3 separate regions of the Homo sapiens genome follow, and all the other regions are linked to region 3. Evidence: chromatin contacts called from ENCODE Hi-C or POLR2A ChIA-PET data. All regions are on one chromosome and are shown on one strand. The core of a region is the stretch at or near the end of the contact, and the rest is flanking DNA. Distances in the headings are between cores, read along the strand shown. Region 1 holds the start of PITPNM2 (phosphatidylinositol transfer protein membrane associated 2). Region 2 holds the start of ABCB9 (ATP binding cassette subfamily B member 9). Region 3 has its middle 50 kb from the start of MIR9902-1.

The links. Hi-C counts contacts between places; a loop is a spot of excess contacts on that map. ChIA-PET counts read pairs that join two places held with the same protein, here RNA polymerase II (POLR2A). Pooled maps may share reads with other maps.
Region 1: a loop to region 3 is called in a pooled map, with 2.4 times the contacts of the local background. The contact joins the promoter of PITPNM2 here to the enhancer-like site in region 3. A Hi-C loop is called at or near these places in 1 of 50 pooled maps. POLR2A ChIA-PET finds 5 or more read pairs at or near these places in 3 of 52 experiments (Panc1, activated naive CD4-positive, alpha-beta T cell and naive thymus-derived CD4-positive, alpha-beta T cell).
Region 2: a loop to region 3 is called in a map with no recorded cell type, with 2.7 times the contacts of the local background. The contact joins the promoter of ABCB9 here to the enhancer-like site in region 3. A Hi-C loop is called at or near these places in 13 of 168 maps with a recorded cell type or tissue (A673, CD4-positive, alpha-beta T cell, Calu3 and 9 more), 14 of 37 single-sample maps with no recorded cell type and 25 of 50 pooled maps. POLR2A ChIA-PET finds 5 or more read pairs at or near these places in 4 of 52 experiments (GM10248, RWPE1, WTC11 and 1 more).

Annotation. Positions count from the first base shown.
Region 1 is chr12:123,149,153-123,153,208 of GRCh38, reverse strand. It overlaps PITPNM2 (phosphatidylinositol transfer protein membrane associated 2), which reads left to right and starts at 2,119. Exons shown (of 26, transcript NM_020845.3): 1 at 2,119-2,456. It also overlaps a transcript of MPHOSPH9 not described here. RefSeq lists silencers at 1,736-1,935, 1,956-2,215, 2,236-2,375, 2,476-2,565.
Region 2 is chr12:122,964,345-122,968,607 of GRCh38, reverse strand. ABCB9 (ATP binding cassette subfamily B member 9) reads left to right here and starts at 2,145. Exons shown (of 12, transcript NM_019625.4): 1 at 2,145-2,321. RefSeq lists a silencer at 1,837-2,126 and enhancers at 1,891-2,696, 2,697-3,504.
Region 3 is chr12:122,644,165-122,648,211 of GRCh38, reverse strand. No RefSeq gene overlaps it. Among named protein-coding and RNA genes, the nearest start is that of MIR9902-1, 50 kb to the left of the region's middle. RefSeq lists enhancers at 850-909, 1,000-1,069. Within about 2 kb of position 1,276, at least 3 of the 41 ENCODE cell types and tissues checked have a DNase peak (open chromatin) inside an H3K27ac peak, as active enhancers do; they include mammary epithelial cell, where a contact is called at or near this core.

The sequences.
Region 1 (4,056 bases), core at 870-3,369, 500 kb before region 3:
GTTGTTTTTCTAAAAATTATTGCCAGTATCCTCCAAATAATTGCCCCTTCAAATGTTTCATCTAAAGGTGACAGCTTGTGGGCAGAACCATGCACAGGAAGTGCCTGCCAGTGGGTGTTAGGAGATGTAGGTGGAGTCTGTGATAGCCAACCAAAAGCTATCCCCTTCTCGCCCAGAAAAGCCACGTGCTTTGCTGGACGCTACTTGAAATCTGAACTCTGCACCTACATATGTAGTAAAATTAGACACTTTTGTCACTTTAATTTTTAGATTATCTCAAGTTTTCACTAGATTTCAATGTGCCACTTGTGCTATGAGTCTTTAAGAAGCTTTAAAAAATAAATGCACACCTGTAGCCTTTTACCATTCAGACAGGTAGATTATATTTACCTGTCATGAGGGACCATGTATGGTTGACAGTTGCAGGTTTGATTAAATCCACTATATTGCACAAATTTTGCTGGAAATAATTTCCTGCCCTGCCAAGAGCTCTATGGTAGTTTGATAATAAACTACTACCCCAGTATTCTTAGGAACTGTGTTACTAAGTCTTTTCTGCCTGATTTGTACTTTATTTCCATAGACCCCTCAGATATGTGAGGAATCAAGCCATAAATGTGCATTTGCTGGACATTATGTACCATGTCATCTCTATGACTACAGATTTCAAGGATAATTTTTACATCTAACAATTTCACTGTAACAGTGACCGATAATGTGAGAAATGTGCTTTTTACAGTGCTGCTGGTGGGTAGACAAGTGCTTGCTGCAGTTGTTTCTGAATCTAGCCAGATGCTGGAGTCGTGAAGCTGTAAGCTCCGCGGGAGCAGGGACCATCTCTCTTTCTTGCACTACAGGCACTCAATAAATACTTGTGGCTGTGAACTGGCGTGTGGCCTTTGTGTGTTTATTTCTGCTAGCTGGCTGCAGGAGCGGGTTGTTGGTGATTTTAAGTCCCAGGCATAGAGAAGTCCTTGAGTTATGGGTTAAGGGGCGTCCATCCAGGAGCACAGTTCCCGTTGGGACTCTGTGGGCTCCGCAGATCTTTCTGGATGGATCCTAGGGCACCTCTTGGTGGAGGGAAGGAGCTGAAGCGTTCTAGGTGATGGTGGTACGCCTTGGTCCTCCTCTGCGTGGTCATGGTCAGGGGCACCTGGAGGCGAGTCGGGAACGATGGCCTTCCTGGCCCGTTCAGTTGGGTTCTGCCGTGACCCCAGGAGGTGAGCAGCTGTCAGGGGCTCGGCCTCCCCGGCTTCATCTGGAGTCATCTAGGCCGCCTTAATTTTAGCTTGTCCTCTCTCCTCCAGGGGAGCACCGCCGTCTCCTCAGCCTTATAAGGTGACAAGTAGGGATGGGTCACACATCACTAAGTTTTAGGTGTGCTCTCTTTAGTTCCATGACTTCAGATTTTGCCAAACAAGTCCACCCTGGCTCAACCTAACAAACACCTCATGTTTTTAAGGAATGTCACCAGGCGCTCCCCCACCGGGGGCTCTTCCCATTGGAGAGCCCTGTCGTGCCAGATCATCCGGATTAAACTGTTCGTGATCCTCTTCCAGCTACTCCCTGAGGTGGGGACCGGGACGGCTGCGCTCCCGGCTCTGCCGTTCCCTGGGCCGCGGCCCGGGCGTCCTGAGGGGAGAGCGCGGACCCACCGTGTGGCGAGCACCGCGCCCGGGGCTGGGCTTCGGTGAGCTGCCCGCTGCGCTCTGCCCTCCCTGGTTTACCATTTCGCTCCTAAGAAACTTCATTTTTTAAAATGAGGCTGTTTTAAGAGTCACAGTGGCCGCAAGTCGGCCGGTTCCCGCCCCCGAGTGCGCTCGGCTGCTGCGGACGGTGGGCGAGGAGCCCGGGGCGGGGATCCGCGCCGCCGCCCCCGAGTCCAGTCCCGGGCCCTGAGGACACGGGCGAGCCGGGGAGGAGCGGGGTCGCCGCGGCAGGTCTGAGGAACCAGGCGGGCTGCCCGAGTCGGAGAGGTTTCTTCCGGCGGAGGCGGCGGGGCCGGGCCGAGACTCCGCAGGGACGCGCCCCCGCCGCCGCCGCCGCCGCTCCCCCGCGCGGCCTGAGGAGGCGCCGCCGCCACTGAGGGAATGCGAGCCCGGCCCGGCGCGCGCGGGCAGCAGCGGCCGCTGGGGTGCGCGGGGCACCGCGGCGCCGCGGCGTAGAGCTGTCCAGCCGGCCCCGGCCGCCCGCCCGGCGCTTCCTTCTCAGCTCGCGGCCGCCTCAGCGAGAGCCGCCCGCCAGCACGTGCGCCGCCGCCGCCCGCCTGCGACGCTCGGGAGCAATGCCCGCCGGGGCTCTGCCGCTCGCCCGGGGCCAGCAGGCGGCGGGGGCGCGCGGGGCGCAGCCGGCCGGGCCGGGGCCGCGGGGCGGGCGCTCCCCGTGAGGCGGCGTGAGGTGGCGGCGGCCCAGCCGGGGCCCCGAAGAGGACAGAGCCCGCGGCCGCGCCGAGCGGGGTGAGTGCGTCCGGGCGGCCGCTCCGCAGGCCCGCGGTGAGTCCCGCAGTGCCGGGCGCTGGCCGGGGACCTGGGGATCTGGGCGGCGGCTCCCAGAGAGGCCCCGGCCCGCCCGCCCGCCGAGCCTCCAGCCCGCCGGGGGCTGGAGGAGGGAGCGGAGACCCGGGCAGGGAGGAGGGTGTGGCGTACGGGAGCCCCGCTCGGGAGACCGCCCGAGCCTGGCCTCAGTGAGTCGCCGGCCCTGGATCCGTGCCCGAAACGCTGATTTCCGAATTTCCGTCGGTCGCGACCGCGTGGGGGACCCCCGCCAGGGACAAGTGTCATAGCGGTCGGGGGGCAGGCGTGGGCAGTGCCGGTGCCAGGGCGAGGAAGGGGCTATCGGGAGGAAGCGGAGGTGAGCCCCCGGCCCGCCTTCTCTGCTTCCCGCCTCCAGCTGAACGTCCCCAGGCCCGGGCCGTGGCCTCTGCTTGTCGGGGGCCCAGGGTTGGGGTGTGGCCCGTCTCCATCCTCAGTGCCCCCTTCGTGTGGTAATGGGGTGCCGGCTCTGTCTTCTTCCCACCCCGAATCCTTTCTTATCCGTGGCAGGGCTGATCGGGGGGCCTTGGGGAGAGGGAAAGTTCAGTGTCCCCCGCCCCAGTGTGCACTGCCTCCCCGCAAGAAATCCCAAACGGCCACTCCAGGTGAACATAGTGCGCGCGGTGCAAATGTCATTTCAAGGCAAGTCCTCCAGGCTTGTCCCCTTTCCACCGACTTGCTCCTGCAGAGACATCCTGCACTCCTCTCCCTCCCACTGAAGTGTGGGCTGGGTGCCTCTCCAAACACCCCGGCCTACCTGCCTCCCCCACCCAGAGTCGGGATTCTTCAAAGGAGACCTCACTGGAACATCTGTCTTTGTCCACAACCAGCTCTCTCCCCGGCCTCCACCTGGGAGTGACCAGAGCTGCTAGGATAGACCCCCCACTTCTGGAGGGAAGGCAGTAAGTGCTCCCCTTCATCTGAATCTCCCCTAACATCCATCCCCCAGACTCCTCTCTGCTCTGAACTCCCACTGCCTGCTATCTGTATCTCCTGTGTAACTCTTATCACCGTCTGCCTTATTTTATAGTTACTTTTCCATCTGCCTTATCTCCCCTGCTGGACGGTGAGCTCCCGGGCTGGAGTTGATTCATCTCTGGTCTCCTGCCCTGGTCAGTACCCTGCGTGGAGTCAGTGTCTCCGTGGAGCAGAAGGCCCCTCCAACGCTTGCCTCTGGGACCATAGCTTGTCTGATTCCTGGACTGTTGCTGTTAAATTACTTTCCTTCCATGAAGGGACTGTATTCTGTGGTTGGAATGGACTTCCAGCCCTCTCCCACTGCAGAGAGAAACACAATGAGTTAGGAAGGGCTGTTTTTCTTGTAAGGAGTGGCTTGCCAAGTGAACAGGACAGTACATCCTCTGCCCTGAAGATGGCCAGGCAAAGACTCCAGATTCTCTGGGTAGTGAGTGTTGAATGGGCCATTCTCTCTCCTGGTCTTCCCCAGCTGCTCAGGCGTGGGAGGCAGCAGGGGAGAGAAGTGGACTGCGGGAGTCGAGAGACTGGGGTTCCAGGCCTGGCTTTT
Region 2 (4,263 bases), core at 896-3,395, 320 kb before region 3:
TGCAAACTTGATCGCTGGAAAGCAACATCCATGTGAAGAAATAGCATGTGATGAGGCCGAATTGTTTCTGTCCGTTTCACATTTCTGACAGCTCCTGTTGATTTTTGCTATACTATGCTAGTAGTTACATAAAGGTTCAGTCATCCCATCTCTCCTAAAAATAATCCTTGTTCTCCTTTACTGAAAGTTTATCACATGCCAGGGGCTGCCCTCACTGGCCTTGTCACATTTTACCTTTACCTGATGCAGTCGATATCTTTATTACCCCATTTCTCTGATGAGAAAACAGGCTCAGATAGGCAAAGTCACCTCTTTAAGGTCACACAGCATAAATGACAGAGCCCAGCTCTGAGTGACTCCTGCTTTTTGGACAGTCCATCCAAGATATCGTCTTCAAGTACAATTAGATATTTGCCTTTGTTTTTGCACCAATAGTAACATGGTTCAACTTTATTCTCTCCTTGGTTTTTACTCAATACATTTAGGAGGTCATTCCATACCTTTATATAACTCTATGTCTTCTATTTTTTTTTTTCTGGCTACAGAGTATTCTGTTGAACAGGTGTTCTCTAATTATTTGGCCAGTTCCCTATGGAAGGGTATTTAGGTTATTTCCAGACTTTTGCTACTGTAGTAACTACCTTTAAGCTAGTACCTTAGCTCCCTTGCACAAGTCTATCTGTAGAGGAAATTCCTTCTGGGTTAAAAAAAAACATAGTGTTGTAAGTTCTGAACAAATTCCCCTCTAAAGAAGCTGTCCCACCAAGTAGCAGAGGACATTTCCAATTCAGAGAGTGCTCCAAAAAGCCTCTGTTCAGGGCTGGGCACACATGGCTCACGACTCTAATCCCAGCAGTTTGGAAGGCCAAGGAGGGCAGATCACTTGAGGTCAGGAGTTTGAGACCAGCCTGGCCAACATGGCTAAACCCCATCTCTACTAAAAATACAAAAATTAGCCAGGCGTGGTAGCGGACACCTGTAATCCCATCTACCTGGGAAGCTGAGGCAGGAGAATCACTTGAAGCTGGGAAGCAGAGGCTGCAGTGAGCTGAGAACTCGCCACTGCACTCCATCCTGGAGTCTCTGTCTCAGGAAAAAACAAAGCCTCTGATCAGAGGATCCAGGGATGTGGGCAGTTCTAGCCCCACCTGCTGCCCCTCTGGGCCGTAAGTCCACTCCCCCACCCACTTCCCACGGTTCAGGCCACATGGACCCTTTTCTGGTCCTCAAGTGGCCAAGTTGGTTCCCACCTCAGAGCCTTTGAACTTGCAGGCCTTAGCGTAGGATGTTCCTCCCTCCCCGTGGCTCACGCCTTCTCACCTTTCACTTACACAATTTTATTTATTTTACTGCATCCAGTACCTGAATGGCCTTATGCACTTACTTGCTGATGTTCTGTCCCCTTCACGCCATGAAGGCTGGGAGTTTTCTGTCTTTTCACACACAGCTGTGTTCCCAGCACCTGGCAGTCACTGAGGACATATCGCTGCCTCCCCTCTCCAATGCCCCGAATCCCTGATCTTGCACCAATTTTCTCCGTAAAATGTATTCCCTTCCAATATATCTCATTTGCTTATATGTGTTGTCTGACACCCTCACTAGAATGTCAGCTCCAGAAGGGCAAGGATCTTGTTTTGTTAATTGTTTAATTTCAAATGCTTAAAAGGGCATATGGCACGCCGTAGGCACTGGATAAATATCTGTTGGGTGAACGAATGAAAGAATAAGTGAATGAATGAGGACCATAACCCACCCTCCTGGACTGGCTGGCTGTCCCTCCAGGGAAAAAGGCCAGTTAAAAAGCTGGCCTCCTTCAGGTGAAACCATTTCCGTCCCCTCAGGATGGGCCCGTGGCTCCAGGTGGAGGCCAGCACGCAGTGTGGAGGGCCTGGTTGGCCAGATGTGGGAGGAGTTTGCCACAGGTGAGCAGGTGGCCAGCTGTGGCCCCGCCCCCAGGAGGCCCGTCCCCACCCGGAGGCTTCGCCAGCCCCCTCCTCGGGGGCCCCGCCCCGTCCAGGAAAGCCCGCCCACTCCTCCTGAGGCCCCGCCCCTCCCGGGAGGCTCCGCCGGTCCCTGCCCCAGGATCCCCGCCCCCTCCGTCACTGAGGCCCCGCCCCGTCCATCAGCCTGTCTCAACGCACGCCAGTCTCAGCTCCGACCTTGCAGCGGCGCAGCGCGGGTGGGAGGCGGGGAGGAGCAGCGGGAAGAGCGGAGCGAGGACCGCGTCCGGCGCAGTCTTCAATGAGCAGCGCGGAAACTGCACCCCAGACCCGAGCCTGCTGCGCGCCCCCTCCCAGAGCTCACCTGGTGCCAGGTAACAGGTAAGGGCAAGGCACCCTAGACCCCTGGTTTTGGGACCTTTCCAGGCCAGGGTGCCAGGCCAGGCACGCGTTGGGGGGCGTCTGGGCACCCCTGCCTCGGTGGGAATAGGCATCTCGGTTGAAGGTGGGAGCCTCCCTGGAGCCCTCCCGGAGCCCGCAGCCGCAGCTCCCAGCCCCCATCCCTGCAGCATCCTTTCCGCGCCCGTAGGGCGAATGTTGCCATTTTTTTTAACCCCCAAGGCGCCGCTGCCTCTTGGAAAATGTGGGAGGTGTTGGAGGATCCTGGGATGGCTGTCGTTCCCCCAGGACGGGGCTGGCGCGCCTTCTGAGGGCTCCCACTGTCCATGTCAGGGCTTCCCAGGGATCCTGAGCACCAGGGCTTTGGCAGAAGCCTGGGGGATCTGGCCTGTTCCTGCTGACCTGGGCAAAGCCCTTTTCTCAGTCTCCTCAGCAGGCCAGTGGGCTGCCGCTGCTCCCCGCCATCCACGCTGGCAGTGAGGCCTGTAGGTTCCCAGGGGAGCCTCTTTTATTTCTGGGCCTCTGGAAAAAAAAAAAAAGCCTCCTCCCCCGGCCTGACATTAACTGAGACAGCTTTAAGCTGGGCTGACAGGATCCCCGCCTCTGCCCATTCCCCTTTTCCGGATAGTGCAGGGCCGGGTGACAAGAGGAGGCTTGGAGGGAGGGCACCTCGCGCCTCTCTGCCTCTCCTAGAGCTGAGAGCACCTGAGACAGCTTCTCAAGTCCCAGAGTGAGGCTGGGCCCCACGTGGGCTGCCAGAGGCTCAGCAGGGATGAAATCAGGATGGACCCACGCAGACCCAGCCCGCTCCTGCCCCAGAGCCAGGGACCCCCACAGTCAGGCCCTCCCACCCAGCAGGCCTCTGTCAGTCAGTGCTTTGCTGCGCAGCGAATGGAATGGGCTTATCTGGGTCTGGGCCCACACCGGGGTAAAAAGCTCACCATGTCAGGGGTGAACCGAGGCCACTGGGCCACCCAAGTTCTTTGGCCCCTTTTCTTGCAATCCCTGAATAGCCTGGACAGGGGACCCCCGAGTCTCCATCCTGGAGACCCTGGATGCGGGTCTCCATCCTGCCTTCGTCCTTTTTCTGCGTGTCACTTAACCTCTTCTGTCTCCCCAGCTGTAAAACGAAGCTGATGACCACAGGGTCCTCCCAGGGAAGTGGGGAGGCCTGGCTGCTTTGGGAGGTGCCAGGCACATAGTAGGGCCCGGTGAAGGGTCTCTGTTGCAGTGTCATAATAACTTTTATCTATTGTCTCCTGGCCTTCTCTGCAAAGGGTCTCTGTTGCAGCGTCATAATAACTGCTATCTATCGTCTTCTGGCCTTCTCTGCAGCTGATGCCTAGAGATACCCCAACCAATGTCTCCTACCCTGGGAAGAAAAGCCTTTGACAAGACCCCTGGTGGGGACAAGGCCACTTGCTTATCCTGTGCCATTCTTTAGTGCACGGAGTCAGGGCGAGCCACCCCTGTCTTCCTGGGCCTTGTCCGGTTCTGGGTGGGGCCTATTCTGGCCACCACCTTGTCCTTGTCCCTCAGGCCAAGCAGGTCACCCATGTGCTCACAATTTGCCCTCCAGCTCCACCTGGCCGAGCCCAGCGCATCCTCTGAGTCAGGCAGTTGGAGAGCGGTGACAGGCCTCTAAGCAGCCTTGGCTGGTGGTCACGCTTCTGCCCAGTAGCTTTAAAAATAACGGAGTAACTGTCCCCACCGAGGACTGTAACCCGACCCGGGGCTGGAGTCCACTCTGCTAGGAGTCTGTGGTAGAAGGACTAGTGCTTGGGGGCAGGGACCCAGGTGCTAGCACTGCTCTGCCCCAGCCTGGTGGATGACCTGAGACAAGCCTCACCCCCTCCCTCTGTGGGCCTCAGTTTCCCCATCTGCAAAATGTGGCTTTGGTAGTCTGCGATATGAGTGTTTGAAA
Region 3 (4,047 bases), core at 27-2,526:
CAGGCTGGTCTTAAACTCCTGGGCTCGCATAATCTTCCCACCTTGGCTTCCCAAAGTGCTGGGATTACAGGCGTGGGCGACTGTGTCTGGCCAGATTATTTCTAATCAATAACTACACAGAAAGCACACTGTTATTTAAAGGATTCTATACTTCACCCAAAGGCAGAAGCAGTGGAAATTGAGAAAGGAGGTTGTAGTAGGTTGAAGGTTGAAGAGTGCCCTCTGCTAAATTCATGTCTTCCGGGAACCTCAGAAGGTGACCTTATTTGGAAATGGGGTCTTTGCAGATGGAATTAAGATAAGGATCAAGATGAGATCATATAGGATTAGGGTGGGCAATGACAGTGTCCTTAGAAGAGACAGAAGAGGCCAGACAGAGAAGAAGTCCACATGAAGACAGAAGCAGTGATTGGAGTGACGTGGCCATGAGCCAGGGGATGCCTGGAAAAGACAGAGAAGGATCCTCCCCTAGAGACTTTGGAGAGAGTGTGGATCTGCTGGCAGCTTGATTGCTGACTTCTGGCCTCCAGAACTATGAGAAAATAAACTTCTGTTGTTTTGGCGAGGCATGGTGGCTGACACCTGTAATCCCAGCACTTTGGGAGGCCAAGAGCAGGTGGATCACTTGAGGTCAGGAGTTAAAGAACAGCCTGGCCAACATGGCGAAACCCTGTCTCTACTAAAAATTAGCCGTGTGTGGTGGCACATGCCTGTAATTCCAGCTACTTGGGAGGCTGAGGCAGGAGAATCGCTTGAACCCGGGAGGTGGAGGTTGCAGTGAGCCAAGATCACGCCATTGCACTCCAGCCTGGGGGACAGAGTGAGACTCCATCTCCAAAAAAAAAAAAAAGCCAACAAAAAACATCTTTTTCATTGTTTCTTACAACCCTTATCACTTACGTTTTCATTTCACCCTCGCTGTCAGCTTCCCTTTGTCCTTCCGAAAGCACAGAAGTAAAAATGAAACATAGAAAAATCCCACCGGTAATCTAGACCGAGCCAGAAGAATGTACCTTTCTGAGAAAAGACCACCCATCAATAGATCTGCACGTGGGGATCTTGTGTTTACATGCCAAACTCGTGAATGGTAGAGCTGTCACCCTAAATGTGGTACCCTGTGGCCGGTTATGAGTCATTAAAAAAAAGGGAGACAGAGATTCACCGGCACATGTGTTCATACTGCTTGATGATGAAACTTTTCTTAGATCTGACCAAAACACCAACTGCCAAGCACATGGCACCACGGGGAAGGGGGAGGGATGAAGTTTTGTAAATTACCACTTCTTCTTTTGAGGTATGAAATATAATGTGGGTTATGAGTAATGTACCCTTTTAAGATATAACCAAGTTACCAAGCCTACCTAAATAACATCAGAAAACATGAGTTGACAATCATTTGGTTTTGAGGTAATAACATTTCCTCCTGATTCATTACATTAGCTCTTTGAATATAAGGAATGTCCTAATGCTTCCTACATATATGTATATTCATATTAAATGAGACAGTTTCAAGCAATTCCAGGAACTTGGATATTAAGTAACTATCATGTCATAAAGAGGGAGTGGGAGTTAGTTAGGCAAAGAGGGAAGGGGAGCAAAGACTTGAAACAGCATGAAACGTGCAGAGAATTGTATCCCGGATACAAGACAGGGAGTGAAAAAGTCTGACCAGAGAGTCTTTTTTTTTGTTGTTAATTTGTATTTTTGTTTATTTATTTATTTTTGAGACAGTCTTGCTCTGTTGCCCAGGTTGGAGTGCAATGGTGCAATCTTGGCTCACTGCAATCTCCGCCTCCCAGGTTCAAACAATTCTCCTGCCTCAGCCTCCCCAGTAGCTGGGATTACAGGCACGCGCCACCACGCCCAGCTAATTTTTGTATTTTTAGTACAGATGGGGTTTCACCATGTTGGCCAGGCTGGTCTCAAACTCCTGACCTGAAGTGATCCACCTGCCTCAGCCTCCCAAAGTGCTGGGATTATAGCTGTGAGCCACCGTGCCAGCCTTTTGTTGTTAATTTTTAATTTTTAACTTTTAGGTACATAGTAGGTGTATATATTTATGGGATACATGAGATATTTTGACACAGGCATGCCATGCGTAATAATCTCATCAGGGTGAATGGGGTGTCCATCACCTTAAACATTTATCCTTTGGGTTACAAACAATTCAGTTATACTCTTTTAGTTATTTTAAAATGTACAATTAAATTATGTTGACTATAGTCACTCTGTTGTGCTATCAATACCAGGTCTTATTCATTCTTTCTATTTTATTATTATTATTATTATTATTTTTGAGACGGAGTTTCACTCTTGTTGCCCAAGCTGGAGTGCAATGGCGTGATCTCAGCTCACTGCAACCTCTGCCTCCTGGGTTCAAGCGATTCTCCTGCCTCAGTCTCCCGAGTAGCTGGGATTACAGGCACGTGCCCCCACGCTCAGCTAATTGTTTGTATTTTTAGTAGAAACGGGGTTTCACCATGTTAGCCAGGCTGGTCTTGAACCCCTGACCTCAGGTGATCCACCCGCCTCGGCCTCCTGAAGTGCTGGGATTACAGGCATGAGCCACCGTGCCCCGCCCATTCTTTCTATTTTCTGTACCCATTAGCCATCCCCACGTCCCCCTCCTCCCCCAACTCCACTACCCTTCCCAGCCTCTAGTAACCATCCTACTCTCTATCTCCATGAGTTCGATTGTTTCAATTTTTAGCTCTCACAAATAAGTGAGAGCTTGTGAAGTTTGTCTTTCTGTACCTGGCTTATTTCATTTAACAGAATGACCTCCAGTTTCATCCATGCTGTTGCAAATGACAGGACCTTATTCTTTTTTATGGCTGAATAGTACTCCATTGTGTATATGTAGCATATTTTCTTTATCTGTTGATGGACACTTAGGTCTCTTCAAGTCTTAGCTATTGTGAATAGGGCTGCAATAAACATGGAGTGCAGCTATCTCTTCCATATACTGATTTCCTTTCTTCTAGGTATACACTCAGTAGTGGGATTGCTGGATCATATGGTAGCTCTATTTTAAGTTTGTTAAAGAACCTCCAAACTTCTCCATAGTGGTTGCACTGATATGGGAGTGCTGGGAGGGGAAGAGCGTGGTCCCTTTAAATGATATGGAAGGGGGGAAGGGAAATGCTGGGTAAAGGAGGGTGTGGTAACTGGCTAGGGCTCCACCCCTACGGACCTAGGTAAGGACAGGCACTCCTGCCTTCCGCGCCCAAATGTTGCATTTCCCATGACTACTCTGGCCCCCCATGCCCCCATCCTGTGCCTATAAAAACCCGAGACCGGCCAGGCGCTGTGGCTCATGCCTGTAATCCCAGCACTTTGGGAGGCTGAGGCGGACGGATCACGAGGTCAGGAGATCAAGACCATCCTGGCTAACACGGTGAAACCCCGTCTCTACTAAAAATACAAAAATAAAAAATTAGCCGGGCGTGGTGGCGGGCGCCTGTAGTCCCAGCTACTCAGGAGGCTGAGGCAGGAGAATGACTTGAACCCGGGAGGCGGAGCCTGCAGTGAGCCGAGATCGCGCCACTGCACTCCAGCCTGGGCGACAGAGCGAGACTCCATCTCAAAATAAAATAAAATAAAATAAAACCCCGAGACCCTAGCAGGCAGACACAGGTGGCTGGACATCGAGAGGACATCGAGGGTAGCACGCTGGCGGAAGAGCACATAGTCAGACACTGGCATGCCTACAGGCCATCAGGCCATTGACTGGGGGAATGAGGCGGAGTTTGGCCTGGGCAGTCGGAGGAGAGCCCGGGCTGCGAAGAAGCCGCCCGACTCCCGAAGAAAACCATCTCCTTTCTGGCTCCCCTATCTGCTGAGAGCTACTTATCAATAAAACCTTGCACTCTCATTCGCCAAGCCCAGTGTGATCCGATTCTTCCAGTACACCAAGGCAAGAAACCCCGGGATACAGAAATCCCTCTGTCCTTGTGATAAGGGGGCCTAATTCAGCTTGTTAACACAAGCCGCCTATAGATGGCTAAACTAAAAGAGCACACTGTAACACACGCCCACTGGGGCTTC